Linked DNA regions of Homo sapiens: region 2 is linked to region 1. Evidence: chromatin loops called from intact Hi-C (ENCODE). Cell type or tissue: HepG2. All regions are shown on one strand. Links, peaks and the distances in the headings refer to the core of each region. The heading gives the core; the rest is flanking DNA.

Region 1 (8,341 bases), core at 41-8,040:
GTACAGCCATGTAACCACCATCCCAATCAAGATACAGAATGCTTCCATCACCCCTAAAAAGTTCCCTCTTGCACATTTGCATCAGTTCCCCTTCTCACCCTAGGCTCTAGATAACCACAGATGTTTCCTGTCAGTGTAGGTTACATTCTGTCACTATATAGATGGATTCATACAGCATGTACTTTGGGGGCCTAGATTATTTTGCTTAGCATGTCTTTGAGATCCATCCCTGTTGCTGCTTGAATCAGCATGTCTTCCTTTATTGTTCAGCAAAAGGCCATTTTATAAATATACCAAAACTTGCTTATCAACATGTGAATAAACATTTGGGTCAATTCCAACCTGGGGCTATTGTGAATAAAGCTGCTGTATGCTTATATAGGTCTTTAAGCCATGACTCTCTAAAAAGAGGTAATCCACTTTCATACCTGGGAGGTCTGTGGACTCTAGGTATATCATCCACTATTTCAAATCAAGCAAATTTCCCAGAGGAAAGCCTAGATCTTGTTTTGGGATCAAATTAGCAGGATGAGGCAATGGTGCAAGATATAATTTTGAGAGCATCTTGGAAAGCTATCTGGAAAGCACCTGATCACCCTCCTCCTGTATCAGCAAGAAGCATAAGACTCCTAATGCTCACTGCCTTCCTCTGTCCACGTCTTCTGGCTCCAGACAAGTCTAAGAGTCCTGCCAAGTCAGTCCCTGTCCCCTCCCATGACAGGGGAGGGTCAGAGGAGAAAATAACGACAGGCATCATGCAGTTTAATGCCAGATCCCCTAAATAGCTCCAGAAGGCAGTAGCAGGGTCAGGCTACCCCACAGGCCACTTGAGCATCTGCCCAGTGGCCTCCAGGGTATTCCAGGTACTCTTCTCAGCTGCAAGAGAAATGTGTACTTTATACCTCAGGAGAGTTCTGTGCAGTGATTTACAGGGCCTACCTTCTGGAAGTAGAATGCTAACTTCTTAAGAGCAACAATCCTGCCTTATACGAATTTTTATACATGCAAGGTACATAGCAGATACTCAAATATGGTTCTGGGTAATGTATAATCTAAGCCCAAGATGTAGGCATGGACTCCTGACTTATAAGTATTCAATGTTTAATAGTTAAAATATGGCCTTTAACACTTCCAATGAAATATTTTCAGTTATCACTTTGAAATATTTTTCTTTGGAATTGAAACTAATGATGGAAATTTTATGTAGATGTATTGTAGACAGGTTGTTTTGTACCATTGTATTTTGAGAAAAGCCAGTAAACTTTATTCCTTCTCTTCCCTTCGCCATTCCCCTTCTGTAGCAGGGACCATTTGGGGGATGAACATGGGGGTTTGTTTTAGAGACAGAATCTTGCTTTGTTGTTCAGGCTATTCTGGAACCCCTGGCTTCAAGCTAGCATCCTGCCTCAGCCTGGGATTACAGGGGTGAACCACTGCACCTGGCCAGCAGGGGCCATTTTAGAGTAAGCTTTAAAATTCTAAGTTTTCAAAAAATTAAACTTGAAAAACAAGATAAACTTTGCAGTTATTTTTATTAAAAGCAATATGATAGCGAGTGGCACGTTTGCAATGGGAATCAGATTTTATAGAGAAGAATGGTTTACAGACAGCTTTTTAGGAAAATATCTCCCATCATAAAGGAGGGAGCTAGACCACTAAAGGAAAGCCTTCCGAGCCTTGCAGACCAAGAGAATCTGGACTGGGTCTGCTTGATTATCCAGGAGCTACATCACTAATGTTAGCTCTCATCTATTGCTCGTGGCAGAATGAGGTTTTTTATCAGGCATGTTTCTCTTCCCTCAGTTCACAGACATTGGGACCTTCGAGACAGTGTGGCAAGTCAAGTTCTACAATTACCACAAGCGGGATCACTGCCAGTGGGGAAGCCCCTTCTCTGTCATTGAGTATGAATGCAAGCCCAACGAGACACGCAGTCTGATGTGGGTGAACAAGGAGTCCTTCCTCTGAAAGTGGCTCTTTCTGATGCTACTGGACAATCTTTTCAGAAATCTACTTTTAGATAAACCAGCGCAGGCCTTAAACAAGGCATGCCACACCATTGCTGTTCCCCATCTGGTACTAATGACCTACTAGCCCTGGTTATTTTGAAAGTGTAATTCCCCTCTGACACAATATCCCTCACATACAAGATGGTGATGTACCACTCCCGAGAATATTCCCATCTGTATTTTGTGCTGATGTTCCTGCATCCAGTTGTTCTCGGTCATACTTTTGACCACTTGTGACTGGAGTTCAGTGGCCCTGGCAGGCTTGTCCTGCTCTTGACCATTCCACTGACTAACTTTGGTGTTTTGTTTCCAAGTTAAGTGATTCCTCCTTTTTTTTGTTCAATGTTAAATTTAAAAATAACAATGTGTATGGGTCCTCCCATGTGTAATATGGTAACATGTAACTTGCAGTGTTTGCCAGCTTTCAAAGCAGGCTTTGTGAAAATGTAATACAAACAGCAGTGAATGGGACTCAAATGTTGTGCTTCCTATAAACAGCTCCGCTCTTTCAGGGAAGGATGGTAACAAACTAGAAGGACAAATATGTACGTATTTATAACGTATTAAAACTCTTTTAAGTAGCTTAAGGTATTGTGCAATGGCCTAGCCTAGTAGAAATGGGGGAAAAGCATTGCTGTGGACCATTGTTAAAGTGACAGGAGTTGTAGGGTTACCCCTTTGACAAGCTTCCATAGTCTTCAGACACGCACATTGATGGCATCCCTACAGTCTTCTTCACTTGAACTTTGTAAAACTGCATATGGACCTGTAATCAACTTTTGATATTTCTTAATAAAGGCGTTGAAAATCATGCCCTGACTTGCATTCTTAATTTGGGCAATAATTATCTAGCAGGTGAATCCCTGCTCTAGGCCAGCTTCACTCAGGCCTGTATGCTACAGGATGACGGGGATGTATCCGGAGTAGAATTAGCACACCTATTCATGAATCAAGCCTGACCTTTTAGCAGGATTGCTCCAGCCAAGTTTAACAGGGCTAGCACAGGCCCAGGTGCTTGGCGGGCAATCAAAAAATGCTTGTACCTATCTCGCTCCATTACTCTTTCTGTGGTGACCCCTCCCCAGTTGGTGAGCTATGTGACTCAGTAGCAGGAGAGCAATGGTGCTATAATAGTGTGTGTACATCATGGTTGAGGCCTCCTTGCCTACTTCCAGCACCTTGCACAAAGCCCATATACCATACAGTTTAAGGATAAATTCCATAAGAAGGAAGTGAACTTCCTCTTGAAAAGTAACATGCTATTTTCCAATAATGTAATATTTACTTGGGCAGCACAAATCCTATAGTATTGGAAAAAGTTCGTTGGGGATTGTTTGTTTTTGCTACCTGTAAACCCTTCTTATAAGAAAATGCAAGCTACTGGGAGTATTTTTAAAAGTTGATTCATTGTAGAACTGAATTTGAAAGGCTGGCACTCAACACCTTTTCTACCTCCAAATCGCTTACCTGCAGTGATGCTGTACAGCCACCAGGGAACAGCAATGCCTTGCCTTTGGGGATCATAAATGATGTTAAAGGAGTGTAACATGTTTCTCAATAAGCTTGTGTTTTTTGTTTGTTTTTTTGTTTTTTTTTAAAGTCTTCATTACAATTGCTAAAACGTAAGTACTAACCCATTCCTAATGACTATTTTTTAAAACCAACACTCAATTATTTGAACAGACATTGAGATATTTAAAACAATGGATTTACTACAGAGGTTTTTCTTCCAGAATATCCAATAGAAATGCAGAGTGAATAAAAGATTTAAAATAAAAAGTGGGAACTACACAATTTAATATTTACTAATTTGATTAGTAAATATTTTCACTGGTGAAACAGGTTTTCAAGCCAGGGACTAGAGCTTGAGTATTTGTGTTGAGGGTGGAGACATTATCATGACTTTTGCAATAATCCACTCTTTTTTTTTTTTTTTTTTTTTGAGATGGAGTCTCACTCTGTCACCCAGACTGGAGTGCAGTGGCATGATCTTGTCTCACTGCAACCTCCACCTCCCAGGTTCAAGCAATTCTCCTGCCTCAGCCTCCTGAGTAGCTGGGATTACGGGCGTGTGCTACCACGCTCAGCTAATTTTTATATTTTTAGTAGAGATGGGGTTTCACCATGTTGGTCAAGCTGTTCTCAAACTCCTGACCTCGTGATCTACCTGCCTTGGCCTCCCAAAGGGCTGGGATTACAGGCGTGAGCCACTACGCTGGGCCCATACTTTTTTTTTTCTTTTTTAACTAAAGGCTTTATTTAGAGTTTGAAATGAGTCAAAGCAGACTTGGAGGAAACATGTCCTGGGATAGCTGCGCTGTTATCAGTGTCCCACAAACGAGCCAGAAGATGAGCCCTGGCAGAGCACCTGGAGCGTGGGAGTCCTGCTCACATCCTGGATGGTCACCACACCTTTCTCTGCCTCAGTTTGCTTATCTCTAAAATGAAGGGTTAGACTAGTAGAATTCTGAAGCCTTTTAAGAGTTATGGTTTGTTCCTCTATTTTATACTCCTTTAAAAAAAAAAGGGGAAAGTGTGTGTGCATATCTGTCTATGTCGTATGTGTATGTGTTTCCTTAGGGCCAGAAGTAAGGTTGAATCAAGGGAGTTGGGGAGGAGATGGAGATGAAGTAACAGAAAAACTTAACAGCTAATCTGCACGTTAAGTGATCGCTCCTGGCATATACTGTTCTACTTATGATTGGGCTCCAGCCCAGTCTCTCTGGCTACTTCTCACATAGCTCTCCTCCTACTCCAAAATTTGAGTGCTCAGCTATATCGAGCTGCTGAGTTGTAACTTTGCCCCTCAGCCATCTGGAAGGGCTATTTTTATACAAGTTGTAGCCACGTCTCTCTACCTCCAAGCATCAGATGGCTACCCAGAAGCTTGAGGAACTAGGCCATCCTTCCAATTATGATGATGACTAAAACACTTTTGAACAGGTGGAAGAATAGAAATGCCTTGAGTTTATATTTTGTGACACCTCGCTTACTGAGAAGTCACTTATCCAGCCATTTAAACTATCTGGATCACAGTTAAGAACAGAAAACATGCCAAAAAATAAAGATCCCTGTCACAGATGTCACCAAGTCCATTCACTAAAGGCTCGGGTCTTCTCCCAAGGCCTCTTGACTCCTGTTTTAGACACAATTCTAACATGTGGGGTGATCTGGTTTCTGACTCTTATGAAATTGGAAGTAGAACATGAAAGGGAAGAAGACAATTTGTAGAGGCAGATATACTGAAAATATTCTTTTTTTTTCAGAGAGGACAGAGAAAACTATAAAAAGCAGACAAAGTAAATCAAAAGAACAGTAGATGGGGACAACTGTATCCTGTAGGTACATAAATAATCCTGTATTAAACCACAGTAGTTTCTGTATATATCAAATAAAAATTGATAAGCCTAATGATATTCCTGATTCATTTAGAAAGAGGGCCCATTATCATCAGTAATGTATCATGGTTCAGTGTTTAAAAGCTCAGATTCTCCACCAAGCGCAGTGGCTCACGCCTGTAATCCCAGCACTTTGGGAAGCTGAAGCGAGTAGATCACTTCAGGTCAGGAGTTCAAGACCAGCCTGGCCAACATGGCAAAACCCCGTCTCTACTAAAAATGTAAAATTTACCCAGCATGGTGGTGCACGCCTGTAATCCCAGCTACTTGGGAGGCTGAGGAAGGAGAATCACTTGAACCCAGGAGGAGGAGGTTGCAGTGAGCCGGGATCATGCCACTGCACTCCAGCCTGGGCTTCAGAGGAGACTCCTTCTCAAAAAAAAAAAAAAAAAAAAAAAGTTCAGATTCTGGGCAAAAATACCTCAATTTAAATCCCAGCTCAGCTGTTTATTAGCTGTGTGGTCTTAGGCAAGTCACTTAATACCTCTGTGCCTCAATTTTCTCATTTGGAAAATGGAGATAATAGTATTTACCTTGCAGAATGGTTATGAGGATTAAATAAGTTAATGTACATTAAACCTTCAGAACAGTTCCTGGCACATAATATCATTATTTGGTATATTTCATTAAAAAAGAAAGGGAGCCTGGGCACGTTGGCTCATGTCTGTAATCCCAGCACTTTGGGGGGCCAATGCAGGTGGCTCGCTTGAGCCCAGGAGTTTGAGACCAGCCTAGGCAACATGGCCAAACCATGTCTCTATGAAAAACACAAAAATTAGCTGGGCGTGGTGGTGTGCAACTGTGGTCCCAGCTACTCAGGAGACTGAGGTGGAAGGATCTCTTGAGCCCTGGAAGTGGAGGTTGCAGTGAGCTGAGATCCTGCCACTACACTCCAGCCTGGGTGACACAGCAAGACTCTGTCTCAAAAAAAAAGAAAAAAAGAAAAGGAGCGATACATTTTCAAACAAAATTATTTAAAATGCCAAGAGAAAAACTAAAGGAGTTTAAAAAATAAAACTTATTTTCCTAAAATATTCCATGAATGGATTTCAGATAATGGCCAAACGTTATACTCTATTTTGATGCTTGGAAAGGTAAAATTTTTAATTATTTAAAAATAGTTTAAAATAGCATATTTTAAGATATGCTAGAAAGACTTTTTCCACAAACAGCCATCTTAAGTTTCCTATATAAAGACATAGTTTTGAAGAATATACAAACATCAAGACAGAATCAGAAAACTTAAGATTTTCTGATTAAAAAGTCAAGGTCAAGAATGATGTCAATTTCTTTTGTTATTTCTTTTAATCCTCTTAACCACCCTGTGAGGTAGGCAGGATGTGTCATGTCTCCATTTTACAGAGGAAAAATGTCTCAGAGATTCAAAAATAAGGCTCAAATTTAAACAGCTCATTTTATAAGAAGCTACTTTATTTGATCTTTAGTTTTCACATTTATGAAATGGTGATAATAACATTCACTTCACAACATGTGTTAGGATTAAATGATATATCATACGTAAAGCTCCTTGTTTTTCTTCTCCCCATCACTGTTCTCTTGACAAATGTATTTCATTTAAAATCACCTCATTACCTGCCCACTCTCCTGCAGTGTTTGTTTTTATAACCTGGTAGTTTTGCCTTAATTTGTTTGCAGCCTAGTAGGTAACTTGTTTTCCCAAAGAAAGTTTCTGTGGATATATTAATTGTTGCCAACAATTGTTGCCAACAAACAGAAGTATTCAGTTGCTAGAAACTCATTTGCCTATAGTTCTCTTTATAGCAAATTACTTGCATATAATCTTTTCTCTTTGAAGCCATGTTAACTACTATTAGAGCACTAGGTAAGACTAAAATTTTTCCTTAACAAGTAGGGTATTTCATTTCCCACTTGCTAACAAATGAAAAATACAGTATTTTTGGCCCTACGCTAGTACTTTAACAGTAATCCTGACAGGCATTCTAGTCTCTGGTCACAGTGAATTTCTTATTCTCCTGCAGATCTACCAAGTCCAAAGCAGTTTCCTTGCCACTGCACAGCCTGTTCCCTCTGCTTGGAACGCCCTACTCCATTTCCTACCTTGCAAACGCCTTCAAGTGCCAGCTTAAATGTCACTATGAAGTCTTTCCTGACTCCTCTAAAACGTTGAGTCAAGAAAAATATTGAAATATTGTTTACTCAGATATTTTATTATCCTATTTCTGAAAAGCTTTACCACCCTCAACCTAACTTCTGCTTTTCTTAAGATCTCTGGACAGCTTCCACATCTTCTTACTGACTCAGGGAAAATGAGCTGACTCAACAAAAAGGTGATGAGATTCTAGAAAGAGCTGGCTGGCTGGCTGGCTGGCTGGCCGGCCGGCTGCAAACCAGCCAGCAAGAAGTTTGCAATCTGTTAGCCTTTACGGGGTTAGTTCTCCTGCTCCCTTTAAAGGAGACTAAAAGAAGGAAAGTGGATGAGAAAGAAAAAAGTTTCTGAATTCTTTTACTGACATTGCTTCCAGTGAATTTGCCTTGTCACGTTCGTATTATTAATGATAGTCCTAAGGTATGTTATTCTTTGAAGTTTATGAAGTTGTTTATTTTCATCAGGGTAATTACTTGTGCTGCTTACCAAATGTTTCCAGCCCTCCCCCGTCGAGGCACATGATAGGATCTGACCTCCATGGCCTGGGCTAAGGCCATGTGCTGGTAGCTCTGGCCAATGAGTTGTAAGCAGAAGTGACACATGTCATTTCAGGCTGAAATTATCCAACAGTCTGTGCAATGCCAACAGAACTCTCTTTCCCTTTGCCATGGCAAATAGCCACTTTCAAGATGATTGATCACCTTAGGTCCTGGAGTGAGAAGATACGGCATGGAACCCTAGCCACCTTTTGTTGGACCCATAGCATAAGTGAGAAATAAACTTTTCTCCCAATATTTTATCGTGAA
Region 2 (8,341 bases), core at 127-8,126, 260 kb after region 1:
ATATATAGTCTGTGAGCATTAACTATTTTTCCTAAATTTGGGCTCAGTTTACTTTTAGACAAGTTGCCTTCCAGATATAGTTAGAGAATAAGAACTCTTATTTGGAAGTAGGTCTCTTCCAAATCTGCCTTCCATGGTATTTTGAAACTTCTGAATCTTACCAAGATAAGTTTAGACACCGCAACAGTAGGGTTATCATATGTAAATGATAGTGTGATTTTTGCTTGAATGTCTTAATAATGCTAAATTGAAAGGGATTTTTATTGTACCTAATTTTCATCAGGGGAGGTTAGTTTGTAGGAAATGTGTTTATAATCTGTTGTCTCACTGGAACCTAACTGGATTATAATGGAAATTGAATATTACTAAATATTACACATTGTCAAAGATGTCGCAAAATGTAACATCATTTTAGAATTTGTCCTAAGAACAATTGAAATTTGGGTTTATAGAATTGGAATTGCCAGATTTTATCTATCACCTTTTAAAATTTGTAGACAACACTAATAAAGGCTAACCTAATAATTTCTTAATTATTGATACCACTTAAAATTTTATTTTAGCAAAAGTTATTTGAGGTTTCCCAGCTACATGATGTTGTGTAAATACATAACGTTAGAAATACCTGTAATTAAATTTTATTCTTTCAGCTAGGCATTTACAGTAACTTAACATAATTAAAATATATACCTTTTTTTTTCTTTTTTTCTTTTTGAGACGGAGTCTCACTCTTTCCCAGGCTAGAATGCAGTGGTGTGGTCTTGGCTCACTGCAACCTCCACCTCCCGGTTCAAGCAGTTCTCCTGCCTCAGCCTCCTGAGTAGCTGGGATTACAGGTGCCCACCACCATGCCCGGCTAAGTTTTGTATTTTTAGTAGAGACAAGGTTTCACCATGTTGGCCAGGCTGGTCTTGAACTCCTGACCTCAGGTGATCCATCTGCCTTGGCCTCCCAAAGTGCTGGGATTACAGGTGTAAGCCACCACACCCAGCCTAAAATATGTAACATTGAAAAAAAGATGTTAAAAGCATCTTTTGGAAATAGTGGTAATGTATGTGTAAGTCCTTTTGTGGTAGGTACTATGTACAACTTAATACATATCTTAAAGTTTGGTTTGCTAAGCTTAATTGTTATGTACTGCCTTGAAATTTACAGAAACTATTCTATAATTGTGTGAGATTTTTTGTTTTTGCCTGTATTCCTCTTCCCCTTTGTATATAATTAAAAAAATTAATTAGTAAACTTTATTTTTAGGGCAATTTTAGGTTCACAGCAAGTTCCTGTAGACCCCAGTCCCCACACAGCCACAAGCTTCTCCGGTAACAACATCATATATCATAATGGCACATTTATTACAACTGATGAACCTACATGGACACATCATAATCACACAAACTTTATCATTTACGTTAGGGGTCACTCTCAGTGTTGTACGTTCCATGGTTTGGACAAATATATAATGACATGTACCCACCGTTGCAGTATCATATAGTATTTTCACTGAGCTCCACTTATTCATCCCTCTCCCCACTCCCACCTCTGCCAACCACTGACCTTTTTACTGTCTTCATAATTTTTCCTTTTCTAGAATGTCATATGGAATCATACAGTATGTAACTTTTTCAGATTGGCTTCTTTCAGTTAATAATTGCATTTCAGTTTCCTCCATGTCTTTTTATGACTTGATAGCTCATTTCTTTTTAGCACTAAGAAGTATTCCATTGTCCAGGTGTACCACCAGTTTATATATCCTTCACTTACTGAAGGACACCTTGGTTCCTTCTAAGTTTTGGCAAATATGAATAAAGCTGCTGTAAACATCATGTGTAGGTTTTTGTGTGGACGTAAGTTTTCAATTCTTTTGGGCAAATACTAAGAGGTGCAACTGCTAGATTCTATGTTAAGAGTATTTTCAGTTTTGTAACTGCCAAACTGTCCTTCAAAGTGGCTATACCATTTTGCATTCCCAACATCAGTGAATGCAAGTTGCCATTGCACCTCCTCCTCACCAGCATTCAGTTGTGCTGTAATTTGTTTTTCAAGATTTTGTTTATAGGTTCTGCCATACGTTTTTGCAGAGATTTAAAAATATGATGTAAATGATCAAATGAGATGTAGAAAAATCTTAAATTTCTTAATAAGAAAATTGGAAAGGAGCTAGGGTCTGGCTCCTGAGATGCTGGGAAATAGAACGTTTCATTCGGAATAAACTTGGACTTTAACTTAAAATGCATCTTGAAATTCTTTGAATTCCCTGACTCATTGGAAGACATTTTCAATATATCCAACTTCCTAAAAGACAAAGAGTAAGAATCCTCTTCCACGGTTAGATATTTTTGTCAGAGATAAATAAGAAATGCTTCTTAATATGTGACTTGGAAAGTATAATTGAATTTACTGAGGTCTTGTTTTTGATGCCCTTCTTACTAATTGTTTTAAATATTTTTGCTTTTTATTATGATAAAGTGAATAAAGTGGAATAAGTGAGATCTTAAAATTCCCACTGGATTGTCGTTTTCACATCTGGAACCCAGGCGCAATGTTTACTTTTTTTGTACCAGTCTCTGTAACTAAAGTATAGGTTATTAAATTTAATAAATGATTTACAACTGAGTAGAAAGATTGTCCAATCATTCCCTCTGCTCTGAATAGTGTTTGTTCTGTGTGTGTGTGTCTGTTAATGCCATGTACGTGTGTGCATGTGGTATATATGCATTTATGGCAGCTAACACTGAGTCTTTGCCAGGCACTGTGTTCCTCATTTGTCATCTACACAAGAAGCCAATTGAGGTGGGTATTATTTTCTGTTTACAGGTAAAGCTATCAAGGCTCAGAGAGGTTAGGCCTTGCCCAAGATTATGCGGTTAGTGAGGCTAGGATGTGGGGCCATTCTGGAGGCTCCGCCTTAACCACTGTTTTCTTCCCTTTAAGCCTAATTACTGGCCGAGGAGCTACATGGAGGAGGTTTTACCGGAGGAGACGACCTAGGTCAGTCATGAATTCTATTTGCTGATTGGCCAAACTTGCTCTGAATTTTCAAACACTTATCTAGCTGGTTTCAGTTTGGGTTAGTGTGGTGTCAGTGTTACACCTGCATACCGACTTCATAATTTGGAGCCACATCACATTTTTTATGGTGTGCTCTATTGCTAGTGTCAGCAATAGAAAAATTCTGACTAGCTTTTTTTTGTTTGTTTTTTTGTAAATTTTGAGACAGAGTCTCACTCTGTCACCCAGGCTGGAGTGCAGTGAAGTGATCTCAGCTCACCGCAACCTCCGCCTCCTGGGCTCCAGCGATTCTCATGCCTCAGTCTCATGAGTAGCTGGGATTACAGGCACGCACCACCATGGCTGGCTAAGTTTTGTGTTTTTAGTAGAGATTGGGTTTCACCATGTTGGCCAGGCTGGTCTTGAACTCCTGGCCCCAAGTAATCTGTCCGCCTGTGTCTCCCAAAGTCCTGGGGTTACAGGCGTGAGCCACCATGCCTGGCCCTGAATAGCCATTTTTGATAATGTTTGGCAGTTTATCCTCCAGCTTAGACCATCTTAAAACTATTCAAGAAACATAGTATTGATACACCTGGTTATATTTCTCAAAAATAATTCTTACCTTAAACTTACGAATTCTCCCTCTCCCTCCAACTCCTGTTCACCGCTATGTAAAACTGCTCTTTATAGAAAGTAAGAAATCCCCACACCAGGAGACAATTGGCTAAATTACACTCAACTGCAAAAAAGTTTGCACTGTGCTTCCCCGCTTGTGATTATAATTAGCATTTTAATGAATCAGTTAATAAAAAAGCTGTGGTAAGCAAGTGTTTCCTGAGTGCCTACTAAGTGCTGATGCCCAGCTAGCCTGTGACAATGGGAGAGTGAAGTTCAGTGTCCCCACTCTTGCTTGAACTTACAATCTAAGGGAGGTTTTCCCTCAATCTTCATGCAACACAGAGGAACATTTTATAATGTAACTATCCCATTTAAAACTTATCACTTTCAACAATTTGGTTTTTCATGCTTTAGGCTTTCTTAAAGGTGTACATGTGTCTCTTTCATACCCATATATGTTTCTGTCTCATGTTAGATTTATCATCATTGCATTTATCAATCAGAACCACTGGATGGCAGCAAAAGAACATAGGAGATTTTCTATCGTGCCTTTGTGTACACAAAAATGAAGTGAAAGCTATTCTTTGTATTTCATGCATGGTGGAAAGAAAATGATACAGTGATTAAAACTTGACAGCTATCTACAGCAGATGAAACCCCAGCAGATCTCATGACTAAATATTAATATATGTTACCCTAAGTGTGAAAAGTTAAATTTATGCTTTATTATTACCAAAGCCATACTGTAAATTTCTCCTTTTTCAGTTTCTTTTAGTCACAAAAATGTCTTCCAAGATTTCTATGCAATAGTGGTATTTATAATGGTAAAGAAAAAATCCAAGTCAGATACTAAGAACTTGTGAAGAGAGACTTTGAATGACAAGGGACAATGGAAAAGAGTCCCTTTCCTTGATAGCCTGTTTTAAAGAGCATTCTTAGAGAAAAATCAGAGTTTGGAGAGACCCTGTTCATAGACAAGAGTTTTTCATTTTTCTTTTAAAAAATCACTTAGCAAGCAGATTTTAAGTAATATGAGCCTCTGAAGATTTCATACCATTTCTATAAATGTACAATGGCTTAGTTCCAAACTGAGTACCATATATAGCTCAATACATACAATAAATCTCTCAAACTAAAAAGGTGAAATAGTAATGAAGCAGCAATGAGGTAAAAAATACTTTTTAATTTGATTTCAGTGCAGAAATTTGAAATCTGTTTAGTTGAAAATAGAGCTTCCTATTTCTCCCAAGTATTTTTCAAGCTTATTTGCTTACTTTAAAAGAATCTTTTAATTTTTGGAAAAAAATATATTTAACTTAACTTAAAACCTCTAAATGAGTTACAAAAAATAAGTGCGGAATGGAGAAGTTGCTTTTGTCCAGAGAGCTGAGTTTTGAACGCAGCGAAGGTATTATCATTCTGGGGCTTATTCTTGGAGGGTTATGGAAGAGCAGAGTTTGTGTTTCTTCCCCTGTTGAGCTTGGGGCCTTCTGGGTTACTTGGAGCCTGAACCCTTCTTGATTTATTTCTTGTTGGCAACATTATCATTGCTTTTTGATGTATGTATGATATGGATCAGTGGGCTTTATGTAATTTGATTCTTAATGGAAATAAAGTTTGGGAAAAGAGGTAAGTCCTCCCCCAACGCCCTGCAACAAGGTATATGGCCATCAGAGCCTCGATGTTCACTTTCCTTTAATAGTACTCAAGATGCTTCAGCAGTATTTATAGGTACTGAGACCTGGACCCCCAATCTGAAACTATAGTTGAACATCATCCTGGGCTTGGACTCTGGCCATCAATATCTACTAAAACCAAGAACAAGGAGAGATAAGTAATTCTTATCCTCACCATTCCTTCTCTTTGGAGATTTATTTTATTTTATTTTATTTTGAGGGGGGGCTAGGAGGAGGAACATTTTTATTGTCTTAATGCAAGATAGATTTGTGTGAAGCGTATTTAGTTTCTTCAGAAACTATGTAGAGTCACTATGCTGAAAGAGTCTAATTTGCTATTTCTACTAGTTCAGAGTATTTGGGGACAGAGGTCTGTAAATCCTCTTGGAAATTTTCTAGAAAAGAAATTTCTATGCCCTTCTTCAGTAATGATCACTTGTAATTCCCCCCATACCTATCATTTTGTCACATTATTTCATTTGTATTAGCTATCTATTAACAGAAATTATAAATATAATGAGAAAAAAATCATTTTGAAAGTCAGTGATTGTAAAACTAAAGGGTAAAACCACATATAATTTGTATGTGTCTTTACAGACCATAGAGGCCTATCCATCAAGTTGCAGGATTTACTTTGTTCCAGATTTATTATTTTTATGGCTCTTTTAAATTTCACTGAATTTTGTGATCTAGCCTTAAATCATGATTCCTAAAATACATCTTCAGGTAAATATCTTGGTAGAATATTTTTTAGTATGAATTGTAGAACATCAGAAAGAACATTACAACACAGCTTTGACTTTTTCGTTCCGTCGGTGACTATTGACTTTGAAAAGATCACAGAAACTAGGCGTACATTTCTCCATCTATAAAGCAGGTAAAACCATGCTAATTTTCCTCCATTGCCTATACAAACTCAAATGAAAAGAAGTCATGTTTTCAGAAGAAAATGGTATTTAAAATGTTAGGTTGGTGGTAGTAAAATTAAGATGACATTTTACATCAAAACTGGGCAAATTGAATGAAAGTTTCTCTTCTAGTTTTTTCTCTATTTTGTTTTGTCTCGAATAAGATTTCTGAGTTAATAGATGAAGAGGTCATTAGGGGGAAGTTAGAGTTCTCAGATCTTGCATTTGTAAGGTTCTTTGGCTGAAACCTGACCCTAGAGTCTTACCAATTCTGTGTGGACAGCTAAGGTTTTGCTAGGTGGTTTGAGACCATGGCCCAATCCTTGAAGGAGTCAGGTAGTGAAAAATTTCTAACAAAAGAAAAGGACTTTATCTTATATGAGAGAGTGTCAGCCCTTCTGTAATTCATTTAGAGAAAGAAGCCCACACCATAAAGAACAGAGTCCCCATTTTTGCTACTAATGGAAATTGTCCCTCTTGACTAGAGCAATGCAGAGAGCAGTGGCTGTCAGCTCTAGCTCCACATCACTCCGAGAGCTTAAAAAATATCCCCATGACCAGGCCCCACTCCAGACCAACAAATCAGACTTCCTGGGGATGGCGCAGGCATCATCATTCATTGAAGCTCCTCAGCATATGGTATTGTGCTTCCGAGGTTGAGAACCACTGATCTAGAGACTGCAGTAGATAATAACTTGGCAAAAGGCTTACACAACAGAAACGTTTTTTAACGTCCATTACTTTGTCTTTAGTTGCGTTATCTTACTTTTCCAAAAGGGGATCTGTAAGTTGAAGACAAACAAAAAATACACTAGGAAAGAAGTGCTGAAAATGTTGTCAGCTAGCCATGGTCTTCCCTGGTACAATCCTAACTTTGCTGTGAAGGAAGGGATGCTTCCCTCTTTCCTTCCAGCCTATTTATTATGCTATTAAAGAAACATAAAAATGAACATAAGGTTCATCTGAACCATCTCAGATACTGCTAATTTCTTATAGACATAAAATAGTCTTCCTAACTTGAAATGAGCCTATTTCATGATTATAGGTCTTCAGAAATTGGTATTTTCTCTATTCTGTCTGAAATGATAAAAAGAAAAGAAACCCCAGACCTCAAAACGTTCAAAAAATTTAACAAAATTATTTGTATATACACACCAGTGAAAACACATTCAGAAGCTATTAGTTATAGAATCAAAATGCTCAATTTCATTGTATGCTACACAAAAGATTGACCTGGGAGACAGAAATGGATTCTGGACTTGAGTTGGCCTTAGCTAGCTGGGACCTTAAAACTTTCCTTAACATTCACTCAACTTTCATTTCCTCACTTAAAAGGGCATCTATGACTCTGGCAAGCCAGATACCTTATCTGTTACATCTACAATCCTTATCCAATTCTCAAATGAACCCTGCTGTAGAAACAAGTTCCAATTAGCCATAGACTTGCTTTAGAAATATTCCAACCACAGGTCATAATTTTTGCTGGGTGAGTAGAAAAGAATGTTGATGTCATTTACTATCAGTTGCATTTGTCCCCTTTTATGAGGAAGATAATGCAGACATTGGATTAAATTTCAAGGCTGTCTTAAAAAGACACATTACACAGAGAACTGGGAAATATTGTTTTCACTGATTATGTTACAGACAGTAATGTTTAACATGGCACATAAATCAGCAAAGTAAATGAGCAAGAGTCTGATATTTTTTAAAAGGAACTTTGTATTCTACTTGTATGTTTGATATATAGTTGGTGCTCAACAAATGTTTGTTAAATGGTGAATGAATTTGTAAGGTTAAAAAGCAATTTCTTAGTCTCAAACACTAACTTGAAGAGGTTCTAAAGATCAAAGTTTTCTGATCATAAAATACATTTTTTATTTAAATCAGATTTCTTAAATGGTTAAAATTTGAATACAGCAAAATTGGAAAAACTCATTATTGGACAGGAATGGCAATTTTGAATTAGATAGTGCTTGAGCTACTATACTTATGTAATGATTTTGAAAATTTAAAATAGTTACACAAGCTTTGAAATATCTTTAATCTGTTTTATTAAAATCATAATCTCAATGAACAACTCAAAGGTAAATTTTTCCTATGGGGTGTATATCTAGTATTCTTATGGTTATACCAGCAATGATAAACTTTGTG

The links. A loop is a pair of places that touch in the nucleus more often than their neighbours do. Peaks named below come from ENCODE experiments on the same cell type or tissue, not always from the same donor. Only the 100,000 strongest peaks of a DNase experiment are listed, where the experiment ranks them.
Region 2: a loop joins it to region 1, with 2.9 times the contacts of the local background. A loop is called at or near these places in 2 of 110 quality-filtered maps.

Annotation. Positions count from the first base shown.
Region 1 is chr2:68,287,489-68,295,829 of GRCh38, reverse strand. It overlaps CNRIP1 (cannabinoid receptor interacting protein 1), which reads left to right. Exons shown (of 3, transcript NM_015463.3): 3 at 1,804-2,820. The coding sequence ends at 1,968. All of the region lies in intron 1 of PPP3R1-AS1 (PPP3R1 and CNRIP1 antisense RNA 1), which reads right to left. Among named protein-coding and RNA genes, the nearest start is that of CNRIP1, 28 kb to the left of the region's middle. RefSeq lists a silencer at 116-215. In HepG2, for the core only: a CTCF peak has its summit at 3,504; a DNase peak (open chromatin) is centred at 3,499; H3K27me3 peaks cover 366 bases.
Region 2 is chr2:68,027,515-68,035,855 of GRCh38, reverse strand. No RefSeq gene overlaps it. Among named protein-coding and RNA genes, the nearest start is that of C1D, 31 kb to the left of the region's middle. In HepG2, for the core only: a CTCF peak has its summit at 4,121 (motif pointing right); a DNase peak (open chromatin) is centred at 4,135.